Linked DNA regions of Homo sapiens: region 1 is linked to region 2. The links are chromatin loops, found by intact Hi-C in ENCODE. Cell type or tissue: CD4-positive, alpha-beta T cell. All regions are shown on one strand.

Region 1 (2,500 bases), 1.0 Mb before region 2:
CTTGTCAGAACGGATAGACATTGGGGCAAAGAAATGAGTACGGTAGAGAAATGTGGCAACATAGTCGGCATGGGGGGTGGGGTGGGGTCTGCAGAATACGTGGCCAAATCTCAATGGGACACTGGTGTCTAGGGAGCTTCCTTAACAAGCATCATGTAGCTGCATAAACTACAGCAATGGGCAGTGAGGAAGAAGACTGTAGGCTTCCCTGATCATGGCCTTTCGCCTCTCCTTCTTTGTCCATCATCAGAGGAGCTACCGCAGAGGAGACCTGGAGAGAAAGAAGTGTGTGAAGGGTGTGCCTGGTGCCCAGCCCTCAGTTCTTCAGGCTGCACTGCCAAAGGGAGGAAAATTGCACTGCGAAAGGGAGATGGACATGAGATTCAACTTTTAAAGTAAAGTTAAATGAGTCTTAGAAACCAAAATGAGACTAGTTGAAAAAGTGACAATGTTAGAAAAATTAAGTCACATAGCCAAGACGTGAACAGATGTTTCCCAGGGGGAAAAAGAGGCTTTAGCGAACAAAGAATAGGTAGGTATTACAAAAACGCAACTGTTTACACACACACACGTGTGTAAATATGTGTGTATACGTGTGTATGTGTACAGTTGCATTTTTGTAATACCTCCCTAATCTTTATATATATACTTATATAAATATAAATGCAAATAATATAAATATTATTGTTGCACACACACATATATATGATGATAGAGGATGTAGCATGTAGGATAAACCTTGAGAAATGGGTTGGAATGTCGGCAATACCAAGTCGGGAATCAGGAATTCAGGAGAAGAGCTTGAACAAAAAGGGCAAAGACAGTACAGACTTACCGCGGGGAAGTACAAAACCATTCTAGAGGACCACGTCGAAGTCCACATGGACAGAAACATTAGGGTGTTAAAGGGGATGATAAGGCTTGGATGGGCAGTTTGCTTCAAATAGTGGCGGTCATTGAAGTCAGGCACAATTTCTATTTTTTTTCCCCACTGTAAACCTAACCCACGGCGGTTGGTCAAAGTCTTGCCGAATAAAAAAAAAAAAAAAAAAAAAGAATTAAGTGACTGGACTGCCAAGCTGTAGAGCCTCTATTAAGCAATGTACAGCCAGGAAAGGATACCTTAGATGAGAATGACATGGGTAGAGGGGTGTTTCAGGAACATGGCTAAAGAGCCTCGCTCCCAGCCTCAGCCGGGAGGCTGAATAAAGGACAGTAGCAGGATCACTCCAGCCTTTGAGGACACTTTTGGAAACCCTGGTGGATTCCCAGCATCAACACTTACTGAGGGCTGCTTTCCATCCCTAGGTTCTTTCCGGCATTTGTAATTTCCAATCCACTTAGGACACTTCTACTCCTCAGAAACCGTTTCTGTCGGGGCCGTGAGAGGAGACAGTATAAGACTTCCTGGACCCAAGGGACGCCGGGTCCCCTGGAAGCGCCCATCGCATTGAAGACCACGTGTGCCTTGCTGGGGTCCCATTCAGACAAGTCCCGGGTCGTTCGCTCATCGCCCTCCACGCGACCAGGGGGCGCCCGCGGTATCGGCCCGGCTAGTTCGCAGGCGTGCGCCTTCCCTCACTGCGCCGGAACGGGCCACGTTCTCGGACCCAGAAGCCGCGTCAGAATTCCACGCTGGCCAATCGGAACTGTCCATGTACTACTGGGGGCGGGGCTGCCAAGGGAGGAGGAAGATGGCGGCGGGGGCGAGGTGAGGTGTTGGCAGTGGAAAGGGGTTCGGGCTCGGGGGGCGGGGGGACGCGGAGCGATGGCCCGCGCCGGCCGCAGGGGCGGATAAAAAGCCGTCGCGCTGCGGGAGTGGGCGGGAGGGAGAGGGGGTGTCTGAGGGCCACAAGAGTATGACGGGGCTGTACGAGCTGGTGTGGCGGGTGCTGCACGCGCTGCTCTGTCTGCACCGCACGCTCACCTCCTGGCTCCGCGTTCGGTTCGGCACCTGGAACTGGATCTGGCGGCGCTGCTGCCGCGCCGCCTCTGCCGCGGTCCTAGCGCCGCTCGGCTTCACGCTCCGCAAGCCCCCGGCAGTCGGCAGGAACCGCCGTCACCACCGGCACCCGCGCGGGGGGTCGTGCCTGGCAGCCGCACACCACCGGATGCGCTGGCGCGCGGACGGTCGTTCCTTGGAGAAGCTGCCTGTGCATATGGGCCTGGTGATCACCGAGGTGGAGCAGGAACCCAGCTTCTCGGACATCGCGAGCCTCGTGGTGTGGTGTATGGCCGTGGGCATCTCCTACATTAGCGTCTACGACCACCAAGGTGAGGCCCGGTGCGGTGGTGGGGGGTGGCCGAGGCGTCTTGGACCGCTAGACCGCTGGTCTGGCGGGTGGTGCCCATGGCACGAGTTGCCGCGGCCTCTCTGCAAATCACAGCGCTAGCGCTTTCGAGGAAGGGAGATCAGCTTTATTGAACACCTACTAATTCTCTGGATTTGACTCAGTAGCTTTTTAACATTTTAAAAATATCCCTTGGCCGGGCGCGGTGG
Region 2 (2,500 bases):
GAAATTTTTAAAATATGAGTGTTATATAGAAAAAGAATGACTAACACTAAAAGCAAACAAAACAGGCAGTTCATTAGAAACCGGTAATATAGAATAGCCCCGATTTTGTACCTAACAGATCTCGGAAAGGGACTGACAGCCCACAGAGAAACAAGAGCAGCACATCAAGACGAAGGCACATTTTCTTCCCAACTGCTGTCATTTAAGGAAAACCCATGAGCGTGAGTTCTCTTATGGGAGGGTAGCGACCTCCATGAAATCATGAGAACATTCCCCCAGTCTAAGTGCTGCCTGGCTTTACTCCCACATCAACAGCAAAACAACTGCATAGCAACCTACATTTGCCCATTTCCTCACTCATTAATGTTTGTCCAGAGGAAACACCCCTGCCAGTCCCTGTCTGCTTTGTAAAGTATGTCAAACAGGAGTTGAGTGTGTACGCCAGATTGGGAAGTGACACATGCTGGCATTTCTCAGCGCATGCGGCTCCCCACTCGGCTTTCTGGAGCTCTGCCTTTTGGCGACAGAGCAGCTAGAGCTCCTCTCCCCTCCCCCATTTCCTCTCATAAAGATAACCAGTAACAACAATTGGCGTGTGTGTGTGTGTGTGTGTGTGTGAGAGAGAGAGAGAGAGAGAGAGAGAGCGCTCCCAGTTGGCCAAGTACCCTTTACATCCAGTGACCTGTTTTACGAATAATAGGAAAGACTTTCCAGCTTATTTTCTGCATTCTCAGGAGTACGCAGAGTTCACAGTAAATGCAGAGTAACAGTCATTTCTAAAACAAAGATAAAACACTCCAAATGCTGCTCTGCAAAGACCATTTGCCATCTGTTCCTTTCCCCCTGACAGGGCTGCTTATCAGGACTCCAGCAAGGACACCATCATAGCAATCTAGATCCGAGTACTTTTCCTCTGTTGCAGGGGGTGTTTCCTTGAACTTTCCCATCTGCTTCTAAGCAAGAGGTATAAAATATTATCTATAAAATAAGACTAGCAAATGACTCACAGTGAATAAAAATAAATCAGGGTGTAGTTTGTCATCATCTTTAAGAGAAAAAAAAAGGAAAATGCTCCACAATTGGAGAAACAACTCACTTTTTCAAACCTCCTCAAGGAACGTCTTCAAATGATAGGCAGGAAATGGGTATGTGGGGGTTAAGTTAAGCTCAAGTAAACTCAAGTGGCAAGAGCATGATCCAGCCCCATCATACATATTCATAAGAGGCAACCTGAGCTTCCGTGTAAAACCACAGTGTGACTGTATTTCCTGCACACACTTTGCATCCCACACAGCCCGGACACACTGCAGCACTGGAGGGGCACAATGCCTTGCTTTAAAACATGGCTCAGAAGAACCATAATTGTTCATTGACAACTTAACCTACACATTGACTGGATGTTCTCCATAGGCCTTATGACAGCTCAAGAAGTATCTGTCAGGATGCAGTTTGAAAGACATCATTGTGCAAGTGTGAATCTCAAGGCTTCGGCTGCTAAGAAGCAAAAATGGAATATGGTTATTTGTTTTCAATAAAGCATTGGGCATTTATTACTAATACTCTAATGGAGAAACAGGTCAGTCTAACCAACATGGGAAGATGATAACACTCTATATACTGCTTCTCTTCTCAACAGACTTTCTACAACAAAATACCCATAGTTTCAGCTGCCAGAAAATATAAACCAAAGGCCTTGTTTCAGTGGGATTTGGGGTGGCATCGATAGTATAGTGGTAAACATAACTGCTTTTCAGTAGAATTTGGGAAGGCATGTACTGGGTTTTTCTTCATTCACTCAACAAATATTTATTAAGTGCCACGATGTGCCAAGTACTGCCCTGGGCACTTGGAAAAACCACAATGAACAAAACACAAAAGTCCCTGCATCATGAAGGCTATGATCGCGGAGTGTTTCAGACTGCCATGCTCCTCCAGAGAGAAAGAACACCTTATCATGTGCCTGTCATTAAAGGGCCTGGACCTTTTTCTTCAATTTCTTTCAAATGCCCTCGATGACTCTGTCAATGAAGTTTGTATGTGTGCCCATATGTGCTGTTTGAAAGAAGGAAGAGAGAGGGAAAGAAAGCAACACTGAAACACGATTCAAAAAGTGATAGAAAGATTTACCTTTATGATTGGGAAAGCCACAAAGACATGAGTACTGGGAAACACAAAAGAACACTAGTGCAGATGGAAAAATCTATTTGTTTTATTAGGAAGATGGAAAATATTATCAAGATGTCAACTCTTGGCCAGGCACAGTGGTTCACACCTGTAATCCAGCACTTTGGGAGCCCAAGGCAGATGTATCATCTGAGGTCAGGAGTTCGAGACCAGCCTGACCAACATGGTGAAACCCTGTCTCTACTAAAAAAAAAATACAAAAAAATTAGCGGGGGGGTTTGGTGGCACATGCCTGTAATCACAGCTACTTGGGAGGCTGAGGCAGGAGAATCACTTGAACCTGGGAGGCAGAGGTTGCTGTGAGCTGAGATCGCGC

The links. A loop is a pair of places that touch in the nucleus more often than their neighbours do. Peaks named below come from ENCODE experiments on the same cell type or tissue, not always from the same donor. Only the 100,000 strongest peaks of a DNase experiment are listed, where the experiment ranks them.
Region 1: a loop joins it to region 2, with 4 times the contacts of the local background. A loop is called at or near these places in 2 of 110 quality-filtered maps.

Annotation. Positions count from the first base shown.
Region 1 is chr6:117,673,812-117,676,311 of GRCh38, forward strand. NUS1 (NUS1 dehydrodolichyl diphosphate synthase subunit) reads left to right here and starts at 1,658. Exons shown (of 5, transcript NM_138459.5): 1 at 1,658-2,274. The coding sequence starts at 1,860. LOC101927919 (a long non-coding RNA gene) reads right to left here and starts at 1,473. Exons shown (of 3, transcript NR_110854.1): 1 at 1,286-1,473; 2 at 836-1,024; 3 at 1-271. In CD4-positive, alpha-beta T cell, a CTCF peak has its summit at 1,535; DNase peaks (open chromatin) are centred at 1,600 and 2,350; H3K4me3 peaks cover 1,648 bases; H3K27ac peaks cover 520 bases.
Region 2 is chr6:118,708,940-118,711,439 of GRCh38, forward strand. It overlaps a transcript of CEP85L not described here. Among named protein-coding and RNA genes, the nearest start is that of CEP85L, 59 kb to the left of the region's middle. RefSeq lists a silencer at 1,139-1,188. In CD4-positive, alpha-beta T cell, no CTCF peak of the experiment used is centred here; DNase peaks (open chromatin) are centred at 522 and 1,232; H3K4me3 peaks cover 1,816 bases; H3K27ac peaks cover 2,276 bases.